Linked DNA regions of Homo sapiens: all the other regions are linked to region 1. A link is a loop called in an ENCODE intact Hi-C map of the cell type or tissue named here. Cell type or tissue: endothelial cell of umbilical vein. All regions are shown on one strand. Each heading gives the region's core, and the rest is flanking DNA. Links, peaks and the distances in the headings are about the cores only. Region 1 has its middle 130 kb from the start of LINC02694. Region 2 overlaps LOC105370777 (a long non-coding RNA gene). Region 3 has its middle 150 kb from the start of THBS1.

What was found. Hi-C counts contacts between places; a loop is a spot of excess contacts. Peaks named below come from ENCODE experiments on the same cell type or tissue, not always from the same donor. Only the 100,000 strongest peaks of a DNase experiment are listed, where the experiment ranks them.
Region 2: a loop joins it to region 1, with 7 times the contacts of the local background. A loop is called at or near these places in 3 of 110 quality-filtered maps.
Region 3: it touches region 1 in a loop (8-fold over the local background); 3 of 110 quality-filtered maps call a loop at or near these places.

Annotation. Positions count from the first base shown.
Region 1 is chr15:38,826,355-38,831,058 of GRCh38, reverse strand. No RefSeq gene overlaps it. Among named protein-coding and RNA genes, the nearest start is that of LINC02694, 130 kb to the right of the region's middle. In endothelial cell of umbilical vein, for the core only: no CTCF peak of the experiment used is centred there; DNase peaks (open chromatin) are centred at 1,758 and 2,698; H3K27ac peaks cover 3,996 bases.
Region 2 is chr15:39,100,471-39,105,174 of GRCh38, reverse strand. All of the region lies in intron 1 of LOC105370777 (a long non-coding RNA gene), which reads left to right. Among named protein-coding and RNA genes, the nearest start is that of LINC02915, 150 kb to the left of the region's middle. In endothelial cell of umbilical vein, for the core only: no CTCF peak of the experiment used is centred there; a DNase peak (open chromatin) is centred at 2,604; H3K27ac peaks cover 959 bases.
Region 3 is chr15:39,427,449-39,432,152 of GRCh38, reverse strand. No RefSeq gene overlaps it. Among named protein-coding and RNA genes, the nearest start is that of THBS1, 150 kb to the left of the region's middle. In endothelial cell of umbilical vein, for the core only: no CTCF peak of the experiment used is centred there; DNase peaks (open chromatin) are centred at 1,152 and 2,002; H3K27ac peaks cover 3,365 bases.

The DNA.
Region 1 (4,704 bases), core at 503-4,502:
AGAATAAAATTCATTCATTCATTCGAATTATCACTTAGTAATATGCAATCTGGGAACCATTGTAGCTACTAGATGAAACTTTTTTTTTTTTTTTTTGAGACGGAGTCTCACTCTGTCACTCAGATTGGAGTGCACTGGTGCAATCTCAGCTCACTGCAACCTCTGCCTCCTGGGTTCAAACAATTCTTCTGCCTCAACCTCCCAAGTAGCTGGGACTACAGGTGCGTGCCACCACACCCAGCTAATTTTTGTATTCTTAGTAGAGACGGGGTTTCACCAATGTAAACACTACTCTTGACCTGACAGGCAGCTTTTCCTTATAATCTGGTGACACCACCCACAACCCCCAGATTGACGAGGGATTGTTTCTTATGGTGTAGAGATAGGAGTTTGAAATAGGGGTTCAAACCCCAGTTATGTCACTAGCTCTGTGACATACACAAGTTTCTTCTCTCTCTGTCTCTGGGAAGCTTCTCACTATGAAATTCTTATTTCACAGAGTTGGAATAAATGAAAGCACTTTATAATCTGCCATTATTTGAACCACTCAACCCAGACATATAGTCTGAAGTAAAAGATGGAAGCCACAGACAATAAGAGTTATATCTGTATGCAAAATGATGGCACTCTGTCAGCTAAAGACCCTGGAGAGAAGACTGAGTTCACACGTAAAGGTTCCTTTTATCTTTAACTGAAAGAGGTAGAATCCAGCACATTTGTGAAGGAGCATGTTTCCTGTTTAGAGTTGCCCTGCCCCAGAGCCACACTCTCCACCTTAGCCCTTTTTTCAGAGGGTAATGGTCAAGAATGAAGGTGCTTGTGCATTAATCCTGACACAACCATTTACTGTCTGGATGACTTAACATCTTTGGGCCTCAGTTTCCTTACCTGGAAAATGATGCTAATTATCCCTACCTCATAGAGTTGTGAGGATTAAAGAAGTTGATGTTTATCAAGTACTTAGAGCAGTCCCTTGCAAATACAAAGTGCTTAAAACACATTGGCCATTATCTTCTCACAGTCAATGTTTCTATAGGAACAAAAAATTGGCTTGTGACCTCAAGGTAATTTGCCATAACATGATACAGACTGCCCCAGCACTCACTGCCAGTGCCAGAGAAGAAGGATGGCCCCATTTGAACTTGGGAAGTGGCTATTCTGAAGAATTAGAATCTCTTGCCCAGAGCATGTGGCTGAGAGGCAGAATGTGAAGCACCTTATTTATTTCATCTGGGCTTTCTCATGTTTACAGGGAGCTGGCATTTCTCTGTCATTCAAAAGAAGGAAAAAAAAAAAAGTCAACGATTGGTCATTCTATTATCAAAGAAGATAACATTTTATCAACTTTTCTTAGATATCTCACATATTCTTCCTTCCAAAAGCACTTGAAGCTTAATTTAGTCAATGACTGGTCAAAGGGAGAAAAGTGACCATTACAATTTGTCATTCACCCAATAATTGTAATCAAAGTAATAACAGCAATAATAGTAATAGTTAACATTTATTATATACATATTGTGGACAACGTTTTATCGTAAGTACTTTACAGAGAATATCTCATCGTAAATCTTCCAAAAACCCTAGGGGATATTATCCCCATTTTACAGAAGGGAAAATAATCCCCAAGTTTCCTAATAACAGGATATCAGGGAGATTTCAATAGAAGAGTCAAGCCAACAAAAACAAATTCAGCAGACAATGGAAATTCTGTTGGGAAATAACACCCCCAGTGGCTCTATCACTCAGCACCAAGAACACCTCCAATGACTGTATGAGTTTCTAGCAACATGGTAACTTTCAGTTCTCGGAAATGTCCAAACAGAGAGCAAGTCATGTGAAAAGATACTTAAGATTGAGCCACTTTCCATTCCTTGAAAATTTAGATCTATGCTTAAAGTTTGCTTCTAGCCTGTCTATATTAGTAGGAGTTGTATTCATCAAGTTGTTTAGAAGTAGTGTTTGTTTAATCAGGGCTTTTTGATGTACAAAGCACTTTTAATTCATTATCTCATCTGATTATTTTCAATGATGGTGACAAATAGAAGTCTTTGTTGCCATTTTATACATAAAATTGAGGCTTAAAATGTCCTCAAGCCCCAGAACTGGATACCAAAACCCTGTCTTCTGCCTCATGTCCCATCTTATGCTTTCATCTTTCAATAAGATGGAGAAGCGAGATTCGTGCACAGGGTAAAATTTTGTTTCAGCACCACACACTAGATACCCAACTAGATCAAAGGATTAATAAGAGCATGTCACCAGCTGGGGATAGATGTATCAAACAGAGATCGTGGGTTAACTGGTATTCAGATTGGGCCAAACACCTTCAAACTTTACTGCAAACAGTTAACAAAATCACAGTGGAATATAGATGCTTTTTATGTTCCAGAAAACAGTCTTTGGACCACCTCAAAAGAAATTCTGTCAAAGCTGTTTTTCTTCTTTAATCCAGGTTGGCTAGTAGCCAAAGAAACAAGGTCTTCATTGCCCACTTCAGTCCTCAACATTTCAACTGAAAAGGGAAGCTTAGGCATAGTGCTTTATAAAATACCATCGGGTGATTAGGGCTTAGAGACATTTCCTGACGTCTAATGGAGATAAGGAATGAAGGCTCCAGAACCAGTTGAGGTACAATTCACTCCCCTGATAGCTAAGCAGAAAAAGAGCTAACACTGGAGTCACCCAGTTTCCCTCTGGAATGTCCCTCTGAGTTTGAGGAAATTCATGTCATCACCTTCCCACCATTCAATAGTCATGGTTATTAGTGGTATCCAAAGATATTCAGAGTCAAATTTAGGTCACATGGGGCCAAACAATGGAATTCCTGCTCTCAAGGACAGAGGAACACTCTAATTTCATTTTCACGGTCAGCATACACGCAATTTCCACCCCAGACATTTGTTGTCCAAAACACTGCCTAAACTTGAGTGCTATGATGTGAAATATATATCTGAAGTTCTGTGGCCTCTTCAGGGGACTGGGGTGTCACCCTGCTTGGCTTCTCTGATCAAAAAAGACTTTCAGCCCAGAGAACCCCTGGCTTCCAACTTGAGGACAGATCCCTAGAAAAGCCCTGGGCCCCTTTTGGATGTGGTACTGTGTAAGGTGAGAGCTTCATTGGAGTTAGAACTTAGGACTCTGAACACTTCACAGCTCAGATCATGGTTTCTTTGGATCTAGAGCAATTGGGAGAGGTGTAGAGAAGGGGCAAAGGGGACAAATTCAGCTCCTGGAAAGAACTGCCAAGATCTCAGAATAGAGATTTTTTTTTTTAATGCCTCAAGGAAAGCACAAAAAAGAAAGCATTCATCACTTCTGCAAGGAAACCTTCCCTAATTACATTGAAATAAAAATACCCTTCCTCCGGCAACCCCCTCTGCCATTCCCCTTGAGTATCATGTTATGCTGGCAATTTACAATTTCACTGCCAGAGCAAAACACTCCTGTGCAGGTTACTCTCATATATTTGGTTGACATTCAGAATCCTGATATCTCAAAAAGTGATACTGCTTCTGTGAGCCTATCCTGTTACTTATAGATCCATCATGTTCATTTTGGCTTATAAGCCCCAGTGGAGCAGAGATGATACCCATTTTGCTAGTTTAACATATACATCAACACAAATATTCTTACCCTACCTTATAATCTAAATCTCCATTATGTATTTTCTCAAGTGAGTCCAATTAGAAATTATTAGATGATACTGTGTACTTTTTCAAACCCATCAAGCTATTGCTGATCCAAAAGGGAAACAGCTCCCTTCAGCTTCTAGTGAAAAGCCCTTCTGTTAGACAAACTCCCTCTCTATAATTAGCTAACATTTCTTTCAACTTTGGCAGCAAGAACAAATAGGCCACTTCAAACATGAAGAGTTTAAGAAGGTTCCGTGGAAAATGAGCATAGGTGCACATAGCTGTTGGTAGGGATAGTTACTTCTGCACAGCACACAGAATGCTCACATTTGGTCATTTTTATCTGCTAAGAGTAGGCTGAGAACCAAGAAATAAACATGGCATCTGGCCCTGAATTGCAACTATTTTTTGCAATTTGCAATCAAAATACTTTAAAGAACACTTGCTTAAGAGATTGACTGATTCATAATAAAGCATCCGGTTCTCCCACCTGTATAACCAGAGCTGTCAGGAACACACTGCAAATGACAATCCTTTTGCTTCAACACACAATGTCAGATTCTTCCCCCATGCTCTCTTGTCTTCCCTAAAATGCCATGTATGACTGCCATGCCATAAAACCAAGTACCATAATGCCCTGATGCTGCATCCAATTTCTTAACCCCAGGGACCTCCAGGGCATCCAAGCTCATCCAGAGTTTATCAAGATCCATCAGGGAGCAGCAAGCCCCACTAGGGAAGGAGGTGGAGGTAGGGGAGTTACCATCTACTGAGAATGTATCACGCTGCAAAAGCTGGAGTTGTATTATCCCATCAAACGCTCACAAGCACTCCAGGAGTATATATTCTTCATTTTGCGTACGAAAAACTAATGATGAAAAAGTTTAACGAACATGCTAAGCCACATGTTTCAAGTTTGGATCTCAAGTTAAATGCCATGCTCTTTCCACTGCATCACAGGCTCCAATTTTGGAGCATGGGCACAGGGCATGGGAACATGAGAAATTTTAGGAGTTGATTTTTTATCTTAAAAATCAAGAATAAGTCAGCATTGATTTTAAATTTTTCTTAC
Region 2 (4,704 bases), core at 323-4,322, 270 kb before region 1:
GTGATGAAATAATATGCACAACAAACCCTCATGGCATGTGTTTAGTTATGCAACAAACCTTCACATATACCCCCAAGCCTAAAATAGAAGTTAAAAAAATAAAGTTAAAAAATTTCTAGGAAATATATGAGATCAAGGGATGAATATGCATTTTATGTTGTATTTCACATTAGAAATGACAAGCACTGGAAAAAAAAATCAGTGGAATGGAGCTTTAGAGACTAGTCCACATCTGCATTTTGTTTGTTTGTTTGAGATGGAGTCTTGCTCTGTCACCCAGGCTGGAGTGCAGTGGCACGATCTTGTCTCACTGCAACCTCCACCTCCTGGGTTCAAGCGAGTCTCCTGCCTCAGCCTCCTGAATAGCTGGGACTACAGGCATGTGCCACCATGCCTAACTAATTTTTGTATTTTTTTAGTAGAGATGGGGTTTTGCACTGTTGGCCAGGCTGGTTTCAAACTCTTCACCTCAGGTGATCCACCCACCTTGGCCTCCCAAAGTGCTGGGATTACAGGTGTGAGCCACTGCCCCCGGCCCACATCTGCATTTTAAAGATGATCAGCTATCTAGAACATTTAAAGATTTGCCCCAAGTCACACAGCTAGTTAGTGGTGGAGTTTGCAGTCAAATCCAGGACACATAATTCATTCCTTCCAATACATTACAGGGCTGTCAAATTCTGCTTGTCTTTTCAAATCAGATTCCTATCCTTAATTTTTCCTTTTCTTAAGTCAGCAGAATGGAAGTAGTTGTAGTCCTGGTCGTCTCATCCTGCTCCCACATGGCTGTGAACACTCTTTTTTTTTGTCTTACACAGTTGTCATCTATTCTATCCCTTCCTTGAGTTCAGCCATCTGATCATGAGAACTTAGAGAGACAGGGAGGTCAGCACTGACCAAGTATTGTTTCCTGCTGTTACCTTACTTAATCTCCTTTTTATTTTAGGAGGTAAAGGAAGGAAGAGAAATGGATGGGAATGGGTCAGAGGAACAACACACACTTTTAGGAGAAAGGAGATTAAGTAATATCTGCTTCCTGTATTCCATTGTGGCCTGAATTTCTCATAATGTGGGCCCACTCATTGATTCTCTGAAGATGCAACACATGAGTTATCCTGGGACCTAAGATAATTCCTAAACTTAGGCCGAATCTATAAAATCAATGGATAAGTCCTTCTAGAACAGTTACAGCTGCAAATTTAGACCAAACTAGTCAGTAACAGTGTCAACTTGGTGACATGATTGAAATGACTGGCACCATTAGGATTCTATGAATGGGGCTTCTGGGCAGAACAAGCTAAAGTCAGAATTTGTATTGTAGCACTGCACCTGATTCCTTAAACTAATTTATATGACAGCATAATGGATGCCAGGACCTAATAGAACTTTCTCAGAGAGAATGGTTTTGATTGGGGGAAAACCAAACCAAACCGAAGAAACTACAAGATGATCCGGGGAATCTGAACTCTGACTAGATGTTTAATGACACTAAGGAACTATTGTTAAATGTTAAGTTTGTGGTAGGCTGAATAATGCCTCCTCCTCTCAAGGATGCCCATGTCCTAGTCTTTGGTACCTATAAATGTATTACCTTATATGGGCAGAAGGAATTTGGCAGATATAATTGAGTTAAGGATTACTCTGGCTTATCCAGGTAGGTCCTACATGTAATTGCAAGGTGTATTAGTCCATTTTCACACTGACATATAAAACTACGTGAGACTGGGTAATTTATAAAGAAAAGAAGTTTAATTGACTCACAGTTCCACATGGCTAAGGAGGCCTCTGGAAACTTACAATCATGGTGGAAGTCAAAGGGGAAGCAAAGTGTATTAGTCTGTTCTCACACTGCTATAAAGAAATACCCAAGACTGGGTAATTTATAAAGCAAAGAAGTTTAATGGACTCACAGTTCCACAGGGCTGGGAAGGCCTCAGTAAGCTTACAGTCATGGCGGAAGGGGAAACAGGCACCTTCACAAGGTGGCAGGAGAGAGAAGAGTGAAGAGCAAAGGGGAAAGAACCCCTTATAAAACCATCAGTTCTCATGAGAACTCACTCGCTATCACGAGAACAGTATGGGGGAACCATCCTCATGATCCAGTCACCTCCCACTGGGTTCCTCCCTTTACATGTGGCAATTATGGGGATTCCAATTTAAGATGAGATTTGGGTGGGGACACAGAGCCAAACCATATCACAAGGCATGTCTTACATGGTGGCAGGAGAGAGAGAGAGCGTGTGAGCGCAAAGGGGGAGGTGCCGCTCACTTTTAAACAACCAGATTTCATGAGAACTCCGTCACTATCATGAGAACAGCAAGTGGGAAGTCTACTCCCATGATTCAGTCACCTCCCATCAGACCCCTCCTCCCACAGGTGGGGATTGCAGTTCAAGATGAGGTTTGGGTGGGTACACAGAGCCAACCCATATTACAAGGGTTCTTAGAAAAGGGAGCCAACAAGGTCAATGAATAAAAGACCATACAGCCACAGAAGCAGAGGCTGAGTGATATAGCCAGCATCCAAGGAATGCCATTTGCAGGAAGAGGCAAGGAATTTATTCTTCCCTGTGAAGCCTTGAAAAGGAACCAGACCAGATAAGATCTTGATCCTTAAGACTCATTTCCAACTTCTGACCTCCTGAACTATAAAATGATACATTTTTGTTGCTTTACGCTAGTAAGTTTTTGGTAATTTGTTACAGGAACAATAGAGAAGTAATAAAATGCAAGAAGTCTATTATTCTGTTTTAACAGTTCTTGTCTTTTACAAGTTCATAGTATAATATTTATATGTGAATAAAACCATGTCTTAGATTTGCTACAAAATAATCCAGTGTATATGGAGAAAAGAGTGTGTGTGGTGGGGAATATTGATGAAACAAGATTGCAGATGTTGATAATTTTGAAGGTGGATAATGGGTACATGTTTAAATTTCTTTGCTCTTGTTTATATTTGAATATTTCTAAATTTAAAATTTAAAAAGGTTAGGGGCATAATGACAAGTTTTTCCTACTTAACAAATCTTCCTAGAGCTGACTTGCCTGAGACGGTCATTTTGCCTTCCTTTATTCTTTCTCTTTCCCCCATCCTCAATATTCTTAGCAAATAATGAAGGAGGAGTTCTGGTAAGATTTCTAGTGACCTGGCAGACCTGGTTGGCAGGCAGGGTATGTAATTGCTGCAGGAGAATCGGTTCTATTTGGATACAACATCAGACTGGATTTCAACAGTGCTGGGGAATCCTTCATACCACTGGTCCCATTTTTATACAAAACTGAAAGAGAAAAGGTAGAGAATACCACTGCTTCTGTTATTCATGGTGAATTTATTTAATTTGGCATTTTTATAATCACATGACATACACTAGGACAAAAAATAGTTCCATTTTCTTGGTTTCTCCCTGATAAGAATTTTGAGCACATTATCAGAGAAATGTGTCTATTCTTCAACTCTTTACATAGACAATTTTAATACAGTGGTTCTCAGTAGAGCTATGTATCAGAATTAACTATAGATTTTTGAATTTTAGCATAATTTCCAAGGCTATATCCTAGACAAAAATCAGAAGCCCCAGAACAACAGGGAAACACTTTTTAAGTAAAGAAGTGGAATGATTAGATTTTGTTTTAGAAAGTCAATTTTGATAGCTGTGTGAAAGATAAGCTATAATGGTGAGACACAAAAGAGAATCCAGTTAGGGGAGTATTTTAGTAATGCAAGTGAGATATGATGTGCAGATGAAATAAGGAAATGTTATTGGAGATGGAAAAGAGAAGGTGGATTTGAAAGAGAAACAATATGTTTTGGTAACTTAAATGATGAGAGGAAATAAGTAGTGGGAGATACATATATAATGTATGTATAGGTGTGTGCACATACACACACACACATATATATACATATATAAAATGTGTATATAGACACATATATAAAATGTGTATATAGACACATATATAAAATGTGTATAGACATATATAAAATGTGTATATAGATACATATATAAAATGTGTATATAGACACATATATAAAATGTGTATATAGACACATAAAATGTGTATATAGGCACATACATAAAATGTGTATATAGACACATATATACCTACATATTTCTATATATACACATATATACATATATAATGGTGTATGTATGTATGCATATATGTATATATAACTATATACATGTTATATATACATATATATGTATGTATATATAACTATATACATGTTATATATACATACATATATATGTATATATACCAGGATAATTCTTGGTCTTGTTGTGATAACCAGTAGAAACACAGAGATGGCTTTTCCCCACTGTCCCACCATCTTCATCCTTCCAACTATAAGGAAGAAAATTCCTTCTAAAACATGCTCTTGCCTCTTTTTCCAGAAGGTAGGGAGTGGGACAAGATTTCCATGGTCTTATGCAATTTGTAAAGAAGAAAGAAACAACTGGAGAGGTTCCTGGGAAGAAACACAAAGTGTGGAAATGTGCCTCCACCAGGTCGCAGGATCCCTCATTCTTCTTAATTTCCTCCTAGTGGTGATTCCAAACGCACATCACTCTCTTCATGACCATTTCTCCTTTGCTCACTATCAATGGCACCTTCCCAGTCATTCTGGTCTCTGGCTAACCTGGAAGATTGCCAGCAGCTGTGCATTTTCAGGACCAAGACTTTGTCCTTGGTTCCTACCAC
Region 3 (4,704 bases), core at 265-4,264, 600 kb before region 1:
ATCAAAAAGATAGAGGGAGGATTGGGAGAGGGCTGAGCAGGAGAGAGCAGGAAGGAGACACACTGAGCTGGTACACATCATGGGATGAAGGCCAGGAGAAACCAGGCTGCAATAAGTTAGGAGTCTACAGAGAGGGAGATATGAGAGCCATTTTGTGAAACTTTCCCCTAAGAATGGAATCATGCTTTGTGAGGTAAACTAATGGGGGGATAACATAGGTTTAATGGGGGACCTTTCAAGGACCTCTTGACTTGGTGCACCTATTCATCTCATCAGTGATTATTCTGTGCCCAAGACACCATAGTGTCCTGGATTTACAAAAGATAGGCATGAGACTGTCTCTGCTTTTGTAGAATCAACAATACCTCTGAAGGACCAAACCTATGCAGAGACATGCTCAATTTCATTTATCTAGTGATGGAACTTCATGGAAAGATGGCTAATGCAACATAACATACACTACATGAAGGATGAATCAGACTTCCAAAACTATAGTCTAATTCACTCCTTGAAAATATTCTTTTTCTTTCTTTTTTTTTTTTTTTTCCTGTGGCCCAGGCTGGAGTGCAGTGGTGCAATCATACTTTTGTAGTAAAGTGTCCCTGTGGTTTTGGAATGAGAAATGAGACGTTTATTTTCCTCAACTCACTGCAGCCTCAACCTCCTGGGCTCAAGCTATCCTCAGGCATGTACCACCATGTCTGGATAATTTTCTTTTTCTTTTTCTTTTTTGTAGAAGTGGGGGTCTCACTATGTTGCCCAGGCTAGTGTTGAACCCCTGGTCTCAAATGTTCCTCATGCCTTGGCCTCCCAAAGTGCTGGAATTACAGGCATGAGCCACTGTGCCTGGCCAAAATATTTTTCTTAAACAATGAGTTCTTTTTCATATTACCATGAATTTAAAATTTCTCTGAAATGACCAAAGACCACTTTTTGTTTTCAAAAGATATACAGTACATCCAGGGAGCTGGCTTCCAAGTTTCTTTTTTCTTTGCTGTTAAAGGCAACAATGGAATAAGACTTCAGAAGGTCTCTGTGCTCAGGATGGTGAATGATGTAGGAAATAGCTCCGTACTAGGGACTCTGGGGCAACCAAAACATTGGTACATTGCTTGTCTAGCCTAAACCAGTGGGAACTATTCTCTGGATGCTTTTCCCCTTACGTTTTCCCCTTTATTGCCCTCATGGACAAACTCATACATTGATTTATTCAACATATATTTTGACCTCCACCTATGTGTTAGGCACAGTATCAGGCACTGGGCACCCCATTACATACAGGTCCAAGCAGTCCCTGCCCTCAAGGAGGTTAATATCTAGCCAGAGAGACAACATTATTAGTTTAATAATAATTATACACGTTTTTGTTGTGTAATATTACTGCTTAAAGATTACAATTAGCTCAATTATAAGATAATTTACAAAATGCCCAACGACTAATGAATATGGGTAGTCATTGTCCAAATAGCTGTGCACACATCATCATTTAATTATAGTACTGAAGACAGCTGCACTGGCAAAGTGCAGGGTGTGATGAGAGTGGGTAATGGGGCAACCTGCCCTAGCCGCAGGGGCTGGGGAAAGCTTTCCTGAGGAAGTGGCTGTTAGCAAAAGACTGGGAGAGGGAATAAAAGTTGGCCCGGGAAGAGGAAGTAGAGAGGAAGGACAGAAAATGGTCCAGGCAGAGGCAACAGGACAAGAAAAGGCCCTGGGGCCTTTGAAACCCAGTTCCACTCTTGATCTGCAAACCTTTTTAGGGATACTACAAACTAGTCCCCTTACACTTTTCAAACAAAGAGAGTTCACAGTGCTTTCAGTTGCCCACTTTTATATGCTATCAACAAATTCCTAGCTCCCCCCATTTTCTCCATTTCCTCTGTCCTCAGTCTTCCCCCCACAGTGTTCAGTTACACAAAAGGGCCTACGTGTTTACCAGCCTCTTTCATGACCCTGATCAACAAGCTTTGGTGGAAGACATCTGCGTCTAGACAAAAGATTGGTTAGTCTTTGTGAAAGTAAATGTTCCACGTCTGACTCAACCTGACCAAGAGCCAAGAAAAGGATGATAAGGCTGATGGAAAAGATTTTCTTAATGAATGGCAGTAAAAAACAGCCCAAAGGTGAAGGCAAGAAACAGCCTTGGTGTTTCCTGGGGCTCCTGGCCCCAGACAGGCTCTTGAAAGCACTCAAGGATAAGAGGTAGGAAGGTTATTTCATTTCCTCTCTGCCTCTTTCTATTTTAACACTTTCCTCCCTCTCACGCTAATCTCTATTCCCCACACCTCATGCTCAAAACAGTCACCCTTTAGGTTTTGGGGGGTAAGTATTACCCCTTTCAAGTGGGTTAAAATGTCTGGAATGGAGATTATTAAAGCTAACTTTCCTGGTTATACCTTTTTTTTTTTTTTTTTTAAACTCTTTCAACTTCAGTATCTTGGAAAGTTGAGCCTATCATATCACCAGGAGGATTGAGAGTTTAAACAACAATTACAAATTACGTGGAAAGTTGGAAAAAGAAGAGAGTTCCCTCTATTCTTCCCTGGCATCTCTGGGTGGCTGTTGTCCATGCTGGAGGAGTTGTCACCTTATGTGCCCTTGAGGGACCTCCCCTCAGGAATCAGCAGTGGGATAACCTTGCAGGTGTTTTTTGTTTTTTCCCAGAAATAAGAGACGTAAGCAAGGTTTAAATTCATAGCCAAGTAACATAATTTGCTGTCAAATTTAATGAGAAAAATTTAAAAATTAAAGCCACATCTAATTTTTAAAATACATGATTATGTACTGAGCTCTTTCAACACAGAATCTTACATAGGTCTTCTTTCCTTTTACAATGATCCTTGTAAGGTAAGTCACACAACTGTTTATTTTACAGAAAGGAATCTGAGGCTCAAAGAAATTAAGTCTCTGGCTCAAGATCATAACTAGTAAGTGGCAGAACCGGGATTTGACAGGTGTTTTGATTTTAGGTCCAATGATCTCTTTGTTACACTCACTTCCTCACCTGTGGGCTGTGAGGGACTTTGTTGCTTAAATAAGCTAGGGCTCCAAGAACCCAAGCTTCTAGGATAAATAATAACCCAACCAATGCAGGGTGTCCACTATGATTCACCGTGGCGTCCTTACGTATTTTGGAAGACAGCAGTATTTGAAGGATAAGATTTTTTTTTTTCCTCTAGGATCCTCTAGGAAGGCAACTCAGGTCCTATAAAGAAGCTGCTGATTTTCACCCAGTGGCTGGGAATTTGATGGGTCCCCCTAAGATCTGCAAAGGGATGAAACTGGAACTTATTCTCCAGTTCTATGTCTAGGGTGGGTGGAGATCGATATTTTGGGAGAAAAATGGGAGCATAATGTAGAGGAGAGCCCCTGAAGGTTTGGGTTCCTTGTGCTGAGACCTAACATCCTACAACATCTCCTTTGCAACTGGGAGTGCTTTGGAATGTTTAAAAACACGTGCTTGAGTTGAGCAGTGGAGGCTCAGAGGACACTCTTGCATGAGGTGGAAAGGCTCAAAGTCCTGGCCTTCCTTCTCCTTGTCTCTTGACCTTGCTTCAGGGGGAGAGATGGTGAAGTGGAATGATAATGGATCTTGGGCATCAGACCCAGGTTCAAATTTGTGTTCTACTATTTTTAGGCTGTGTAGTCTGGACTTCAGTTTTCCTATTTGTCAAGTGAAGCTTAATAGTACCTCCTAAGAGGATTTCCCTGGGGATTGCATGAGCGAATAAGGGTTCCACATACTCTATGTCAGAGCCAGTGCTCAAACGTTGGTCCTCACATCCTGCACAGAGGACCTCTTCATATGTGATTATTTGTTTTATTTTACTGTCATTTATTATTTGTTTATCGTGTGCTCCCCCATTAGAATGTAAGCCCTAGAAGGAGTTATATAATATTGTTTGTTGAATAAATGATATTACTTTGAATACATAATACTCTAAGAAGTTCCAGGCACTGTAACAGTTCCAGCAACAGTTCCAGGCACTGTTCCAGTGCCCAGAACATGGTAGATTTGAATAAATAATATTACTGCAATACATGCATATGTCAATGTTAAAGTGGAGAGATAGAAGCACTCAGGAAGCATAAAGAAAATTCAGCCTCTTAAAATCTGGGACACCTTGAAACCATGAGTGGCTCAGAAAGAGCCAGCAGTCTCTGGCTATTGCTGGCTTTGCTGGGCTGCCCCCCTAGAGGCGTGAGGTTAGGATATTGTGTAACGACAAATGACACAGAGGGGACTGTCTGTTCTGGCTTCTTATCTAGAAGCCCTGCACCTCTATAACCCCAGGGCTGTTCTTGGAGCTGTGGCTCAGAGAGTCAGGCTGACAGCACAAGGACAGGGAAAAAGGTCCTATTCTGACATTCAGAGGATCTGTCTTTTCTCTCCTGGGTCTCCAGGACCCTATCCTTCTGAGCTAGATGCACCTACGTTTTGAAAATGAAGATGGGTAGCTGTGCTGAAGCTCTTGTCAGCATGCAATTGAGATACTCTTTGGCCAAAGCAGAAATTGGTTGGAATTCTGGCATCCTTGGCTTAGAAAAGAGCCTGAGCAGGTAGATTTTTCTGCTTGTGTTAGCTTATGAGAAAGCCCAGAGTCTCTGCATGAGCTTCTAAAATGCCTAATACTTCTTACACAATTCAAGTTGGACGGCAAGTGTCAGTGATGCAGCACCTTCAGACAGCATTTCCCAGAAAGTATG